Regions from separate parts of the Homo sapiens genome. Here region 1 is linked to region 2. A link is an interaction called in ENCODE POLR2A ChIA-PET data of the cell type or tissue named here. Cell type or tissue: OCI-LY7. All regions are shown on one strand. Each heading gives the region's core, and the rest is flanking DNA. Links, peaks and the distances in the headings are about the cores only.

The links. Peaks named below come from ENCODE experiments on the same cell type or tissue, not always from the same donor. Only the 100,000 strongest peaks of a DNase experiment are listed, where the experiment ranks them.
Region 1: POLR2A ChIA-PET joins it to region 2 with 12 read pairs; 11 of 35 experiments call an interaction of 5 or more read pairs at or near these places.

What each region holds. Positions count from the first base shown.
Region 1 is chr7:139,763,300-139,772,282 of GRCh38, forward strand. The region is part of intron 1 of HIPK2 (homeodomain interacting protein kinase 2); the gene reads right to left. Among named protein-coding and RNA genes, the nearest start is that of HIPK2, 10 kb to the right of the region's middle. In OCI-LY7, for the core only: no CTCF peak of the experiment used is centred there; a DNase peak (open chromatin) is centred at 4,372; H3K27ac peaks cover 1,118 bases.
Region 2 is chr7:139,660,590-139,669,572 of GRCh38, forward strand. All of the region lies in intron 2 of HIPK2 (homeodomain interacting protein kinase 2), which reads right to left. Among named protein-coding and RNA genes, the nearest start is that of HIPK2, 110 kb to the right of the region's middle. In OCI-LY7, for the core only: no CTCF peak of the experiment used is centred there; no DNase peak of the experiment used is centred there.

The DNA.
Region 1 (8,983 bases), core at 502-8,501, 100 kb after region 2:
CTATGGGAAACTGGCTGGGGAAGGTCAAGAACAGGCATGGAGGGACAAGTCAGGAAGCCAGTCCAGATGAGACATTATGGTGGCTTAGGCTAGCTACAGGGATCCAAACTACAGACTGGACACCAAATTCAAACCCAAGTCTGCTTTTAGGAGTAAGATTTTGCCGGAACACGCCCCCCCCCCCACACGCCCCTCCCACCACGTGACTCGTGTATGTATTGTCTGTGCAGCTTTCACTCTACAACTTCAGTAACGGCGGCAGAGACCAGATGGCCTGCAAAGCCTCAAATATGCACCACGTGGACCTTTACAGAAAAAGTTTGCCAACCCCCAGACAAGGGATGGCAGTGGAGACAGAAATGGATGGCTTCACGATAAACAGTCTGTCGTCATTATTCCTGGATTCCACATTTGCAAATTCACCTACTCACTAAAAGGTGTTTGTAACCCCAAAGTCAATACTCAGAGCACTTTTGGTCATGCCTGCGCATGCGCAGAGCAGCAAAAAAGTTGCGCTGGTCAACACACACATTCCCAGCTGAGCTCCACAATGGTGACACTCTGCCTTCCTGTTTCAGCTCTTATACTATAAACAAGTACCCTTTCAACTGTCTATATAGTGCCACATTTTTTTTGCATTTTGGTGTGTTTTGTTGGTGATTTTGCTGTTTAAATGGTCCCCAAGCACAGTGCTAAAGTGCTGCTTAGTGCTCCTAAGCACAAGAAGACTGTGATGTGCCTTATGAGAAACGCATGTGTTAGATAAGCTCGTTCAGGCATGAGTTATAGTGCTGTTGGGCATGAGTTTGATGTTAATCAAAACTATATGCTAAGATATATGTTTAAACAGAAACACACATAAAACATCATCACACCAACATATGTAATGCTATACCAACGTACAACATCTACCAACATACAACATTATTACACCAACGAAACTGATACTACGTATTGATCAGTCAATGGAAATATGACCAGAGGCTCACAGGAACCTAACTCTGTATCTCCCTTAGGAGTAATGATTCAGTATTCACTAATTCAGTGTTCCTGGCGACTTTAGAGAACACAGCTATGGCGAATGATGAGAATGGCTACACCTGGGAGGCAAAAATCAATACAATTTGGTGATGGGTTAAATGTTAAGTAAAACAAAGTCAAGGATGACTCTGGGTTTCTGATGTGAACTACTGGGTGACAGAAGGTGCCATTTATGGAAATAAAGAATTCCAGAACAGCAGTATATTTCAGGGGGTTGACCAAGATGTTTCCTTTGAATGTGTTAAGGATGAGATATCCAAAGAGAGAGGTCCAGTAGCTTGATGGCTTTATGACTCTGGAGCTGAAAAAAGAAGTCTAGGTAAAGATACAACTTTAGGAGTCCCTAACAGATAGAGGGAGCATTGAAAACCTGGGAATGATATGTCACCTGGCGAGAGGGGTAGAATGACAGCAGGGCCCAGGCCTGAGAGCAGCACCCAGACAAACAGGTGGGTTAACTCAATTTTTCATCTTGGTGGTTTGATTTGTTTAATATAAAAGTATTATACTTTAGGCTTGGTGTGGTGGCTCACGCCTGTAATCCCAGCACTTTGGGAGGCTGAGGCAGGTGGATCACCTGAAGTCAGGAATTTGAGACCAGCCTGGCCAACATGGTGAAAGGCTGTCTCTACTAAAAATACAAAAATTAGCCGGGCATGGTGGCGGGTGCTTGTAATCCCAGCTAATCAGGAAGTTGAGGCAGGAGAATCTCTTGAACCCAGGAGGCAGAGGTTGCAGTGAGCTGAGATCATGCCACTACACTCCAGTCTAGATGACAGAGCGAGACTCTGTCTCAAAAAAAAAAAAAATTAAACTTTGGCAAGGAAATTAACCTGGTGATGTATCTAGAACCCAACAGATGTTCAAATCCCTTGACCTAGTATATCTACTTTGGAGGACCTATCCTAACATCTAGACAAACCTCAATGTTACATAGAATTACACTGAGGAATAACTCATGATAGTAAATAACCTTAACATTTGGGGAATGTTTATGCTGACAAGACTAATAATATTTTCCTCTGTGAGTTCATCTACAGCTTCTAATCTTAGAAATTTCAACTCCTCCAGAGGTTTAATAAATATCCACTTCCATTTCCTTCAAGCTTTTGTAAAAAGCTTTGTAAAAAAGTGGAACGTTTGTCTTTATCTGCTAAAACGCAAGCTGCTTCAGGGCAGGAATTTTATCTGTTTTGCTCAATGCTGTACACTTGGCACCTAGGAGAGTCCCCAGAACACTGAATGTATTTTGAACATATTTTTGTCAAACCTCACATTTTAATCAGGCAGAATTTACATTGGTGTAATGATGTGAGGTGATGATACCCACTGAGATTTTTCAGATTGCTCTCATATAGTCCCATTCCCATTCAGGTAATCAGCCTTCCTTTCCCCATGGCCTCACAGCACCTCCTCCATCTTCTGTTAAATGCTCACAGACTATGGAACCTGAAATCTGCCTCCCCCCTTCTGCCCCATGGATGGGTCTGTCAAATTTTGTCCCAGATTTGAAGCATTATGGTTTGACACTGGATAGAGCTAACCCCTTCACCACTCTTATGGTCCATGCCTAACCTATGTCCTACCACCTTATCTTTCAAGAAAAGCAACAGAAATTGGTCTCTCAAGTTTTAAAATACTTATCCAGATTTTGATGAAAACAAAGACCATTGATACTTGGAGAAGAACCAATGTATTTACAAGTTGCCCTCTCTCATCTAGGAGGGATGAGGAAGAGTCTCTACTGTGCAGCTGGTGGTCAGGAGTCAGCTCTGGACTCAGACTGCCTGGAGTCGATCCCATCTCTGCACTCAGGAGCTGCCTCACCTGCCTGTGCCTCTGTGTAACACTGTGGAAGTGGAACCTCTTTTGAGTGTTACTACAGGGATTCAATGAATTCACACATGTAAAATCTTAGTGCAGAACTGGCAATAGCAAGTGTGCGGTATTAGCTGTTATGATCATCTTCCCATAACATGTTTTTCCTTAGAGGTCTCAGTAAGAGTATTCCTGAATATTTGATATGTTTTGCTCTCAAAGGGGACTCATGGCTTGGCTGCCCTCTACCACATTCCTACATGCCAGCCACAGGTCCAAGTGCTGTACATTCACCACCTCACTTGACCCTGTTTGATGAACAGGACAAATGGAACAAGAGTGTCACAGAAATCTGTGTTAGCACCTTCGGTCTCCAGCTTGATTGCCTCTTTTCCAAGGAGGATCCCAGATCCTTCTTACCGGAGTCAGTCTTGCACATGGCATGGATCACTCTAACTTACCTGCAAGAAGCAGGGTGGCCTGCCAGTGAAGATAAGGGCATGCGCTGGCGACAAGTGGACTGAGGTTCAAACTCTGGCTCTACCAATTACTTGTTATGAGTCCTTGCATACATTATTTCATATCTCTAAGCCTCAATTTCCTCTTCTGTAAATGGAGAAAATCATAGAGCTCTTAAATATTAGTTAATAATAGTGTATTACTATTGTGAGGATGATATTTGGCCCATTTTATTCTGGGGCCCCAAGACCAAACTGGATGAACTACACAGACCAGCTGGCTCTGAATGAACAAGAGAAAGTGGCTCCTGCACTTTGTGACCTTCCCTGAGAAGATGTGAAGGCAGGTGAGAGGAGAGGAAGTCGGAGGCTGGATCTGCATGTGCCTATGGCTTCTGGAAGTCACAGCCACAAAAGGCAGTAGAATTGCGAAGAATGCTAAGGCCAGGTCCCTGACTCTCTCACATCCAAGAAAAGCTTTCACCAAAACAACCACCATCTGATTCTAAATATTTCTGACTTTTTGTTCTGAATGTACTCTTCCAAAACAATGGTCCTCAACTGGAAATGCAAATGCTCAAGCCTACCACAGACCTACTGAATTAGAGACTCTGGGGGTGAAACCCAGCAATCTGTTGTAACAAGCCCTCCAGAGAACTGAAGGGCAAAAAGGTTGAAGAACCACTTCTTCCAGACAGTCCCTTACACAAATACACCCCAAAGAAGGTTCTGTGTGTACATCCACTTAGACCTTCACACCTACAAGTAAAACAAGGCAAATACACGCTCAAGGAACACACAGTCAAAGAATAAACAGGTAGGTAAGGGAGCCTGGCTCTGTGGGTAGACAAGTGGGAAAAAATAAATAGGTGGAAGCAGAGAGCAGAGACGCCATCAAAGAAGGATGGTAGGAGAGGCCATGGAAGTCAGTGGCTGAAACCCACAAAACATAACAGCTGTCAGAATTACCAGGTTCTCTGTCAGGTTTCACCAGCAGAAGGAACATACTGGTTACTGAACTACTTTGGCAAGCAACAGGAAATGGGTCAGTTTCATCAGCTTTGCTTTAGGAAGCAATCATATGTATGAGACCAAGGTTGAGGAGGAAAAGGAGAGCAGAGGATGCAGAAATGCAACCACCAGCCATATAAACAGGAAACATTTCAAGTTGCCTTTGTTGCTTCAGTTTTTGAAGCAAGGTGTCCCCTTATCAGTACTGCCTTTAGGACAGGGCAACAAGGGCTCAAGCCCTGAACCTCATTGGGTCAAGGCCCAAGCTCACCCCTCCCAACATGGGCTGTGCCCATTCATAGGCTGAGCACCCACCCTCTTCTTCAAGACCAGGCTCTGGGTCCCTGGGGCCATGAGATTCCCTGCCCAAAAGGCTTCATGCCTGCTTCCAGGCCCTTTCCCAGGGCCTGTGGGTGTACATGTAGACCTGGAAGGTGGGCAAGAGGCACCCCAGTTCCAAGCGGAGGTGGGAGTGGTCGCAGCTTGGACACACAGACCAGGAGTAGAGAGAGAGAATTGGGTGGATGGCAGACTGGGGGCCTCGCTTCACACTCTTGACCCAAGACCCACAAATGTCAGGGCAAGCTCACTCCCTAGTTTGTGTCTTATAACCGTGAAAGTCTGAGTGTTCAACTAATTTCAAATGCTGCTCATCTGGACTGAAATGCTTCCCAGGCAGGTGGGGAGTAGCCCCAGACAGAGACTACAACAGGACCCTATCTGAGGTCAGACTGTCATGCCTGGAGACAAGAGGCAGGGCTCAAGTTTTGGTGATGTCAAAGAGATAAAATGACTTTAAACTGTACCTTGGGAAATCAGTTTTTTTTTTAAAGCTGCTTAATGACTTAAAAGTGCTTTGAGGTTCTGTGAAACTCATCATGATCGTACTGACTTCTCTCCTGTGATTTTTGTTGTTGTTGTTATTAAGTAGCTCATGGTGACAAGCTGTGAACTTTCTCAGGGAAACACAAGGAACCACTGAGGGCACTGTGGCCTTGCTTTCCTTGGGACAGAGGGAAACACTCCCTGCAGGAGGGGCTCAGTGTAGCACTGTGGGCTGCAAGGGGACCACGAGAACCAGAACTCAGGAGCTTCCGTATGCCTCTGGGGAAAAAGGAAGTGGCTCTGACAGCCTGGTAGGAACCACTATACCTGGAGCCCCACCTGGCAGTGCAGCCTAGCAAAGCTCCACTCGGCATTCTGGAGTGTTCTGGGGCTTCTGTGCACACTGCTACAGGGGAAGGGAGAGGAAGAGCCCTAGCTCTGCTCCCCCAGCACACATAACATTGGAACAGCCTCTTCATTGCTCTGGCCTCAGATTCTCATGTGTCAAAGACTGAATAATAACGCATGAAGACCCCACCAGGGTTATACTATGACCCAGTCAGATTCTGTGAAATGCGAGTGAGCCTACAAAAAGAGATTCTTTAGAAAAACAGAACATCATGGTATTGCCAATCCCAGCAAGTTTTCCTGATCCTAGATCACTGCCATAAGGTGTGGGGAGGAAAGCAAAAAGAAACCAACATTTATTGAACCTCTGGACCAGGCAAGCCGACAAGTGCTCGATGCGTGTTCTCCTGCACCACCCCAACAGCAGCCCTGCCCCAACTCCACGGCCGCAGTGCCTTCCACCGCACCACAAGGCCTCCCAGCATGGCCCACCTCCATCTCCACGGCCGCAGTGCCTTCCACCGCACCACAAGGCCTACCAGCATGGCCCACCCCTGGCTGTCTGGTTCCTTCTATTATACCCAGGCCAGTAAAAATTACCTTGTTCAAGTATCATTCTGATAATATCGGTCCCCTTCTCCACACCACAAAATGTCACTTGAATTAGAACCCCTTTTAAACCTTTTAACAACTGATCCCAAACACTTACCATTCTCATCTGCTAGTCTATTTTGTGCTTACCACTCCAGCCAAGCAAAAATTACTTTGCAAATGAATTCCATTATGCACTCTGCTTATTCACCTTGTTAAGCCAACACCAGAGCTTTGCCTATTGCTGTTGTCTCTTTCTATAGGAATACCTCATTTATCCGACATCCTTGGAAAGAAGCTATCCACAAAATTGATCTACATAAATTAATTTCCCTCTCTACCAGAAACTTAACCATTTAAGCAGCCTTAAATCCTCTTTGGAGTACATCACTGTAACAAGCAAATGAAAGAATTTCTTTAACCACTGACTAGTGGAAGCATTTCTGTAATACATTAGAGAACCTCCCAGGCTCAGTTAACAGAACATAATGAAACTGATGAATCTTTTCCTGATGGTACAGGTCACACTTAATGAATAATAGTAATGACACTGTGCTGGAGCTGCAGAGGTGAGTGGTTCAGGGGAAAAGGCCGAAAGCACGTGTGCATTCTCTCTTGGTGCTCCTTCTCCCTGTCACGAGTTCCCCTGACACTTACTATCCTCCAGAAGTCCCTGCTATCCGCTCAGATTCTGGTGAGTAGATGCCGTGACACAGAATTCAGGAAGGTGTAACTTGCTGTCTTTCTGTACAGTTTCAAAAACGTACATGCTGGTTTTTGTCAGAGCCCTATAAATCTTTCATTAGATACAAAATAAACAAATTTTAAAAGAACACATTTCCACAATCGGCAATAAGCTGGAGTTTTCCAAATCTCCCTGCCCTGTGACTTTTTAAAATTTTTTAATTTAATACTCACAACCTCGGCATTATAACCCTGTGACTTTTAACAGAAATCCAGGCACAAACACCATTAAAATTTGCTTCCTTAATGCTATGAAACTATAAGTTCTATATTGTATAGAGCTGGCTTCTTATCATAAGCCCTTGGACGAATGATTTTACTTGGGAATAACGATTCCATAGGTTGAATCAACAGGGAAATATTAGTGTGAAGGAAAATGGTAAAAATACACAAACAAACCCTTTGTTCTTCAAGATGCAAATCTGTGACTGTGTGAAGCCAGAAGTGCTTTCGTAGTCAATGTCATGGAAGGTTCTATGGTGATCTCTCACTGCGGATGGACAGAACCACCTGGAGGAAAAATACCCTTGTCCACTCACATATTAGGCTGCATTCTTTTTGTGACAAAGGTTTTTATAGAGTCGACAGCATTAACACATGCAGAAGAATTGATCAATCTTAATTCTGCTTAAACACAGTGGCATTTAATTGATCAGAACCTACTAAGGCAAAAGTACTTAGGCAAGAATTGTTAAAACAGACTACTGTCAAAAACATTACAAATTTGTTCAATGCTGTATTCAGAAATAAGTAGCTATAAAACCACAAAGATATTTTGGAGTTTCAAAGGTTTTCTGCCTTTTCTTTTTTGGCAATGATTTTACTAGCTTGCTTTCTAAGGGCAAAGATATCTGTCAGAAAAAACACAACCTGCAGTGATGTCGTTCATTACATCTTTTGCCTTTTCCATTGGCTTTAAACCAAAGAGAGGGAGGACTACCCTCTGAAAGTCTGACTTGTAACCACTCTCATAAACACCTAGCTCACTCACCTTGGAGAACCTAGTAAAACAGGTATGGCTTTAGCTGACTCAGAATCTATAACGAATTTGACAAACGGTCCCTTCTAAATGAGGATGACCTGACACTGCTCTGAATCATCAAGATTCTTCTGTGTGCTTGCTCTTCTTTCAAGTGTAGTTCAAGTTTTTATACTTATGGCCTCTGCATTCTGTTTGTCAGATCTACGGGAGATAATTAAGCAAGATTCTAAAGAGTTGGAAGTTGAGGGGTGAAATGCAAAGTGATCAGTGGAGTCAAGCAGAAGGTGGCTTTGTTGGGGTGAGGGATGCCAGATACAAGTACAAGAAAAATAAAGACGGCCGAAATGAATGCGAGCTACAGATGAGTCACCAATCCAGGGCTGCGTAAGTTATAACTTAGATGCATTAAAAGGAACAGTCAATTCCAGAAATATTTATGAAGCGCCTACTAGGTTTAAGGAACTGCACGGCTATTGTAGGGGACAAAGATGAATCAGACATGGTTCCTGCCCTCCAGGGGTTCACGATGATGCAAGAACCCTGAAGTCGTTTTTCTCTTATATGCGGTACTAATGAGAACATTATTAAAGAGCTGTATTCAGTTTTAACTGCCACCATTTTTTTAAATAGGGAGAAACTAGAGAGAGTTCAGAAGAGAGAAAGGAGATGCTTTCAGTGACACAAAACCGGCTCTGTGAGGAAAAAGCTAAAGAGACCCAGTTATTATCTTTAAGTATATGAAAGGTTTTAGAGAAAGGAATTGAGTAAAAGAAAACAAGTTTGAATGACAGCAGGCGAGATTTCAGCCAGGCCCAGGAATTTCTTGACAATCAGGTTAATAGAATACTGGAATTGGTCACTCAGGGAGTTCCAACTGCCCTTTCCTGGAAAAAATAATTAAATAAATAATGAACTGACAATTTCAAGTCACAGACATTCACCTTCCTGAAGACGGGGGTGAACTATATCTGTGTCAAGGTCTTCTGCTCTGGGGCTCTATGCCCCTGAAGCTAGGTCAGGCTTTTCTTTTTCCACAATTCCCTGAATGATCTGCTCTGGGTAAGTAGCCACTGAATGCTTCGGAGTGACAGCCCGATCTATATCCCCACCACCAAGTGCCACACAACTACCTGGAATACAAGGTCTCAGCCAGGCGAAAAGGCTG
Region 2 (8,983 bases), core at 112-8,111:
TTATATTTGTGGGTTGGACCTTACTCCTACAATCACTTGTTCTCAACAGCCCAGGTGTTTCCAAATCCTATTTCACTGGTTGAATTCATCTGATATTCACAGTCCTTGAGGCTAGTGCTGAGAATGAGGTGGGAGGCACCTCTCACAGAGGGCTAGCCAGTCTAGATACGTAACAAGGAAAGAATTATTCCAAGCAACAGAAGATATCTGCGTTTTCCTGGCAGATCCAGAGACAGAGAAACTCACAGGCCCCAGATCTTGGCAGGAGATAGGAAGTGGTATGAGCACAAAAGGGGAGCTACGCACCATTAACAAGGAAACAGAATCTGAAAACTCCAAAGAACACGCACGTGGATGTTCCCACACCCGTCTGCTCTTCCACATTCCAGAGACTCCCGGCCTCTAAAAGACACCTTTTTATTATGGATAATACTGGTGGTATGCTGGCATGCTGACACTGGGTAGGGGTGGGGTGGGGTGGGGTTGATCTATTGCCAATTTCCTTGGTATAAATACTGCTTCCATGGCCCATTTCAAGCAAACAACATTTTAACTACTAGCCCTTAAAAATCCTCATTATTTAACAACCAGCTCCTGCAAGCTGGTATGAACTGGCTCCAGCACACCACTGGATAATACTTAACACACTAGAAACCCTGGAGAACAATCCGACACCCAATATAAGCGTCTCTTCTACAGAATCCCTGACAGCTGTACACCAAACCTGTTTTGCTCTCCACTGGTGAGCTGCTCATGAAGTCTAACATCTGCCTAGCTTAGAATGCCCTAAGTATGCCCACTGGAGAAGTGCAGGATAAGTCTACCCATCTGTGGTGTCTTCAACATGGCAACCTTTTACATACTTGAAGACAGTGGTCATGAACCTTGGGGTCTTCTCCTTTCTTCTCCATGCTGAAACATATCCCCAGATCCTTCTACTACCCTTCACATCAAAAGTATAACAGCCCACCCACAATACAATGAACATAAAAATGTCCCAAATGTAACATAACACAATGGGGCCATTATCTCCCTTGTGCTAATCAGAGTAAGAATTGTCTTGCATCACACATAAAATACACTAACACTAATGATAGCTGATTAGTTAAAAAAAAATCACACACACAAAAAAATCTCATATGTTTTAAGGAAGTTTAGGAATTTGTGTTGAGCCACATTCAAAGCTGTCCTGGGCTGCATGCAGCCTGCAGGCTGGACAAGCTTGCTCTAAATACTATGCTTTTCTTACTCTCCTAAGATTGCATTAACCCTTTTGACAGCCACCTGATACTAACCATTCATCCTTACATAACTATCTCCCCCAAAGCCTTTCCCTCCTCCCAGAGTCTTTTAATATTATTTCAGGTTTTTCACATTAATTGATTATTAAAATACACTTGCTAAGACTACATTATTCTCACCAACTGTTATATGTTTAGCTTGGCTTCTGACCTCTACTGAGATCTTCTTTATTCTTCCAAAGGGTGTTACCCACAAACGTGCTAAAAAGCCTTTTATGTCTTCATTCAATTCACTCACATAGATTTTTGCAGCATCTACAAGGGACCTCGCCCTCTTTAATCCATGCTCTTTGAGTATAGTCCTTAGCTAACATCCAGCCAGCGGCACCACTCTCCAATCTATGTTTCTCCATCTTGCTCACAGAATTTCACACACTTGTCAAGTGCCTAGTTGAAATTTAGAATGTACTTTTAGCAGGAAAGCACTGTATAAAGGTAAGGATTTGTCTGTTATTTCCCTGCCAGAACTCTCTGAGAATGTTATGAAGAAAATAAATGGGATTCATTTGGCATGCCTTTTTCCTCAGTGAGGTCACATGGGTACCCTGTGGTCTTTCTATCGTTGCTTATAAACCACTTGCCAAAGAAATCCTGTAAGAAATTTCCTTGGGAATCAATCACATTCAGGTTGAGTTTACCACTCGGGCCATATACCAGGGGTGTACAAGCCTGTCCCTAGCTGTCTCTCCTGTGTACGACTGCCAGGCGAAGTTTCCTAAAACACCACTTTTTTTTTTTTTTTTTTTTGAGACGGAGTCTCGCTCTGTCACCCAGGCTGGAGCACAGTGGCGTGATCTCGGCTCACTGCAACCTCCACCTCCTGGGTTCAAGCGTTACTCCTACCTCAGCCTTCAAAGTAGCTGGGATTACAGGTGCACGCCACCACACCCAGCTAATCTTTGTATTTTTAGTAAAGATGGGGTTTCACATGCTGGCCAGGCTGGTCTCGAACTCCTGACCTCAAGTGATTTGCCTGCCTCGGCCTCCCAAAGTGCTGGGATTACAGGCATGAGCCATCGTGCCTGGCCTAAAATGCCACTTTCTTCATGTTGCCCTGCTGTTCAGACATTCCTGACACTATCCAAGTCCTGTCTCTGACTATCAGGGCTCTCCATCATCAGACCCCACCTTCCCACTGGCCACCATGGCCTCTGACTGGGTTTCAGGCCAGCTCCTTTCTGTCCATGACCTTCGACACTAATTCCTGCTCACACTTCCCTCAGCCCAGGAACTCTCCCTGCATCCTGCCCTTCTCATGCCCACTGGCCTTTCAGAGTGCACTTCAAGTCCCCTCCACCATGAAGCTTCTCCTCCCAGTTCTGGTCTCCACTGACCTTCACCTTCTTTATACGACATTCATTCAAATGCTTACAGCCATGGATTCACAGAAGCCTTACTTGGAAGGCTGGACTGGAGATCACCTAATTCAGCTTTCTTCCTAACTAGGAAGCGGGTTTACAGCTCAGGGGCAGCAGTGCAATGCAGCTGGAGAGTCACAGGGGCCCTGAATGCTGGCTCTGCCACTGATGAGCTGGAGGCCTCGTGGGCTTCCTCCACTGTCCTGACGTTCGGATATGACACTATACTGAAAATCCTTCAGAAACAAAAAAGAGCACCTCAGCTGTGTCTACTGGTATTTTACTGGTATTCTATGCCAAACCATATGTAACCATAAAGGTAACTGGTGGGAAGGAGGGGCTCCAGGCAGGGCAGACCTGAAACAAAGCTATTCATCTACGTTAGGGATCCCAACCCAACGGCAACTGTAAATAGCTTTGGGTAAAACAGGCTTTTGAGACATTAGAAACAAACAAACAAAATGTAAAAGTTAAATTCAATTAGACTCTGGGGTAAAATTTAACCTTGAGACTTTAGCACTCTCCACAGTGCTGACCTTTGAAGCTGGAGACAGACTGAGCAAGGAGAAGGAACTAGCCAGGAACTTCCTCAATTCTATCTCCTGCTTTCCCGAAGCCCACCCATAATGCCGGCCCACGAGTCTTCCTTCACCAGCTCTCAGAAATATTCTTGTCCTCGACTTCTGCCAAGCCAGTGTCCACATACAGGGTGACCAGGGATCAAACCCCAGAGGCCTGGGCCAAGGGGCCATTCTTCAAGGAGGACTCTGCCCCCACGCTTGGTACCGAGTCCCTGACGACCCTCCTCTCACACTTGGTCATCTCGCTTCAGCGTCCTCCCCTCATGCCCAATCTGATCCAGGTTTCTCCTGAAGTCAAACAAACAAGCAAGCAAACCAACCAACCAACCAACCAAATATCTCATGTTAATCTCACTTTGCATTCATCTACTTATTTTTCCTGTCATCCGCACCCTTCTTTCTCAACTACAATAAGTAGCTTGAGGGGTTGGGTATAGTGGCTCAAGCCTGTAATCCCAGCAACTTTGGGAGGCCAAGGCAGGTGGATCACCTGAGGTCAGGAGTTCGAGACCAGCCTGACCAACACGGCAAAACCCCATCTCTACTAAAAATATAAAATTAGCCGGGCATGGTGGTGGGTGCCTGTAATCCCAGCTACTAGGGAGGCTGAGGCAGGAGAATCGCTTGAACCTGGGAGGCAGAGTTTACAGTGAGCCGAGATCAAGCCATTGCACTCCAGCCGGGGCAACACAGTGAGACTGTCTCAAAAAAAAAAAGTAGCTTGAGGATTTTTCTCCTGCAAACCCTTGATTTTTATTCCTCCCACATGGCTTCCACCCTTCCTGCTATGGCGCAACATCCCTTTCAGGGGACAACGAGGGCCACCTCCGCTGGTCTCTTCTTTTGGTAGTGAGTGGCTCTGAGCTGTACTGTAGCCCTAAATTTCTCTGCTGTCTCTTTTCTCACTCTCCACCATTAACTTAGGTGCCCCTTTGACTTTCAACTAGTTTTTCCTTCTGTATATTAATTCAGCCAAAGCAGAAATGATCAAAAAACCTAATCTCTGCTACTAACTGCTCCCTATTTTTTTACCTTAATCATTTGCATAGACATCCTACAGATATCAGCTATTTACAACATACCAACAAGCGCTCAGACTCCTTCCTCTGACCTTAATACAGAGTGTCTCTAACACCACCATAACAACAGTTTCCAAAGGCTTAAAATTCCTTCCAGCTCTTTCCTTGGTTACCCTTCTTCTTTCTCTCTCTTTTTTTTTTTTTTTTTAGACAGGGTCTTGCTCTGTCACCCAGGCTGGAATGCAGTGGTACAATCATGGCTCCCTGCAGCCTAGACCTCCTGCGCTTAGGTGGTCCTCCCACCTCAGCCTCCTGAGTAGCGGGGACTGCAGTTGCATGCCACTATGCCAGGTTGATTTTTGAATTTTTTACAGAGATGGAGGTCTTACTATGTTGCCCAGGCTGGTATTGAACTCCTGGGCTCAAGCAATCCTCCTGCCTTGGTCTCCCAAAGTGCTGGGATTACAGGTGTGACCCGCTGTGCCCAGAAGGGCGGACCTGAAACAAAGCTATTCATCTACATTAGGGATCCCAACCCTTCTTCTTTTTTATCTCACATTCAACACTTTTAAAATAAAACCCAACAAACTCCTTTTATGTAAAGTATCAGGAATTTGCTGTGTCTTCCCCATTTTCTTAGCTTATGCCCTAGCTATGCATGCGCTGACCTGGCTCTCCTGGATAGAGCACTGCCTTCAGCCTCCTGGCCACATCCATCCATCCATCCATCCATCCATCCATCCATCCATCCATCCATCCACCCATGGTGCTTAGTCACAATTTTTATTCTACTACTCACTAACCAGAAATCTACAAGCATTCTTTATCCTCATTATATTACCAAACTCCTCCCCTCTAAATGAGTGCCTGGGCCTTCACTTTTTCTTCCATGCATGCTCACTCCATTTGGGCACCCAGTGCCATCTGCCTAGCTAATCTGACCCAGATGCTCATTTGTTCAAGGTCCTTCAGCATTCAGTTCAGTTCAAATGTCTGTAATGTGACTTGTTCATGTTGAGCTTTGAGAACATTCTTCAGTCATTTCATGTCTTCTGTTTACAAGCAGACTGTAAGCTCTTTCAAGTCAATAAGGAGGTCTGCCTTTTTTTTTTTTTTTTTTAAACACTGAGCTGCCCAGATGGTGCTTTCAAGATAGCAATTATGTGATAGGTCCTGCCGATAGACAGTGACTATTGGGGGCCAGAAGCCAATTTCTGTAAGGACTGGCAATGACACCCAATCAAAGACACACAAGAGAAAAGCGTAGGGATGACATGGTAGCCTGTTTCGGGAGACTGCCATTGTCAAAATAATTCACTAGTGTACTGAAGAGCAATGTTTTCCCTGTTTTGTTCCTCCTTCAAAGAAAAGGTCAAGAAGAGTGTTTAAAAAAAAAATCACAGTTTAAAATGAGGGAGGAATGTCAAGCTATTATTTCCAGCTACCATGGGTTCAGGCCTTCTGAGACTTGAGGAGCAGGGGCTGCCGTGGTGTGTCCTCTGAAAGAGGCCTTCGCCACGAAAGCACAGAAGACCCAGGGCTCACTGGAACCATCAAGGGTCCTCTGGTTCTTCTTAAAGTCAAAGATTAGGTGCCAAAATGTCAGTTTATGTACTGGCAAATATCATCTTCTTCCTTGGGGCTTTAAGTACTCAGATAAGATGCAACAGAATGAACTGTCCCACAGAGTAAATAACTTTCTGGGAGTAGGTAAAAGACTCTCAGAAAAGCAGTCACTCTTTTAGAAGGCCACAAATGAATACAATCATTTGTTAAGAGGCACCACAGTACAACAAGACACCATATTTTGGGGATATGGACTGATGCCTTCTAGTCCTCCATAAAGTGCTGATATAACAAAAAGATGTTAGAAATGTATTAGACAACTTCGTAACAACATGAAGAAAACAAAATTTAAAAAATCCACATTCTGGCTGGGTACAGTGGCTCACACCTATAATCCTAGCAGTTTGGGAGGCCGAGGCAGGTAGACGGCCTGAGGTCAGGAGTTCTAGACCAGCCTGGCCAAAATGGCGAAACCCGTCTCTGCTGCTATACAAAAATTAGCTGGGTGTAGTGGCAGGATCCTGTAATCCCAGCTACTCAGGAGGCTGAGGCAGAAGAATCGCTTGAACCTTGTTGGGGGGCAGAGGTTGCAGTGAGCCGAGATTGCGCCACTGCACTCCAGCCTGGGCAACAGAGCGAGACTCCTTCTTAAAAAAAAAAAACAAAACAAAAAAACTCCACACTCTAACTCTAACACAATAAATTTTCATTTAACTCCTTAAATACATAGTTGTAATCATAGTATCATATAATTTTGCATTCTTTTTGTCACTTGATAGCCTATAGTTACCCTTGCATAGTTTTGGTCTTTCTACTTATAATCAAGTCCACCAATTATTAATATTCCATCTTATAAACTTTGTCACTGCTCATTTGCTGATTTTGGTTGTTTTTAATATTTAATCTTTAGAAACAGTTGGATAATCACATATACACATATAGCTTTTAAAAAATTAATTACTTATAATTTTAAGGAATGAGATCATCAGGTAAAAGGATATAAAAATATTCATGGCTGGGGATATGATTTGAAAAACTGACCTTTAGAAGAACTGTACACATACATAGTTTTTAATTAATTTTATACTTTTTGATCTACCCTTTGTGACAACTAGTAACACTGCAGAGTGTCACTAATCTGGTGCTGAATCACTGCTGCAGGATCCTAATGTAGTGACTGCCATTTCAGAAGTGGTACTGACTCACTAGCTTTTATAATCAGAAAACAACAACAAAGAATGAGCTGCTTTTTAGAAACATTGCCAGATTCTCGGGAAAATATTTGTACATTTGTATAATATATAAAACATATTGGTTAATTTCCTTTATACATTAGAACAATCTAGTTTCATAGGTGTTAAGTAGTAAATATATTCTATTTTACTTTGGCTTATCTTTTAGGTAAGAACAAAGAAAGCAATTACTTGTGGCTGGGAGCGGTGGCTCGCACCTGTAATCCCAGCAGCACTTTGGGAGGCCGAGATGGGTGGATCACCTGAGGTCAGGAGTTCGAGACCAGCCTGACCAATATGATGAAACCCTGTCTCTACTAAAAATACAAAAATTAGCCGGGTGTGATGGCATGCACTGTCATCTCAGCTACTCGGAAGGCTGAGACAGGCGATCGCTTGAACCCAGGAGGTGGAGGTTGCAGCAAGCCGAGATCAAACCATTGCACTCCAGCCTGGGTGACAAGCGCAAAACTCCATCTCAAAAAAAAAAAAAAAAAGCAAGCAAGCAAGCAGTTACCTGCATATGATATGCAACTAAAATCAACGGTATCTTATGCAATAATAGATAACCTCAGTGTTAACTAAGTAAGTATAATTAATGTGAAATGCTATTTTAAAAAGGTATGATTTACTGGCCGAGTGCAGTGGCTCACACCTGTAATCCCAGCACTTTGGGAGGCCGAGGTGGGTGGATCACGAGGTCAGGAGATCAAGACCATCCTGGCTAACATGGTGAAACCCCATCTCTACTAAAAATACAAAAAAATTAGCTGGGCATGGTGGTGTGTGCCTGTAGTTCCAGCTACTCGGGAGGCTGAGGCAGGAGAATGGCGTGAACCCGGGAGGCAGAGCTTGCAGTGAGCAAGCTCCAGTGAGATCGCGCCACTGCACTCCAGCCTGGGTGACAGAGCAAGGCTCTGTCTCAAAAAAAAAAAAAAAGGTATGATTTACTTTTCATTTAACTGGGTGTCTGGTGAGACATTTCTCACCTGAGGCATGGATAAATATCTGAAGTTTGATTAGAAAAAATTAACAAATGGAATCTATTCTGTTAGAGTTTAATGCCATTAATTTTGTGATTAAAAGTTACAAATGCTATTCAAAATTTCTGGGTCTGACTGGTTACAGTTGCACATTAAATTGGATATTAGCTGTTCTATTTAGTTGAGATAAAATCCAGCTTTGAATCCAAATGGTTAAAAATGGTGAAGTAAAAGAAGACTGATGACTGTTTTAGAAATGCAATTATTTACATGATTGGCTTTTGTCTGTATGCCTTTCAAATGTCAAGATATTCTGAAAATAATCAAATAACCATGAAAGAATTCACGTGGAAGGATCACTTTAACCTGTGCCTTATATAATGTACTCAATTTACAGAAAAGCCAATTCCACGTTCTTATCCAAAACAATAAAATCAATGATGCAGCCTTAAAATCTCTTTCTCTGGATTAATCCCTTTACCTAACAACTACATTCTAAAAACTGAGGACTTATCATTCTGGATAGGGAGTGACCTTTTGGGAAGAATCACAGAGTCCTCTCCCCAGCCCGAGACCACTATCAATCCCCTTGGCTAGGGGGTCAACTGTGTACTCAGCTTCCTTTTAAGTCATTTCAAAGGATGAACAATAAACAGAAGCCGTGCTCTCCCAATTTGAGGCATTGGTGATCTGGCAGGGGAGATAACACCCAAATAGGGAGATAATTGTATTGTGACTGTACATAATTAAAGGCAGCGGTGACAGTAATAAGCCCGTTTTTTCTTTTGTAGACTGAGAGAGAAAGATCTTAAAAAGTTGTCTTCTTGAATTCAGCCTTTCAAGACTCATTGGTGAATGACAAAATGAGACATCTGGTTCTCCAAAATGTATCTGTTGAGCATGGTTCTTACACGGATGGTATCTGGCAAATAGAGATGAGCAT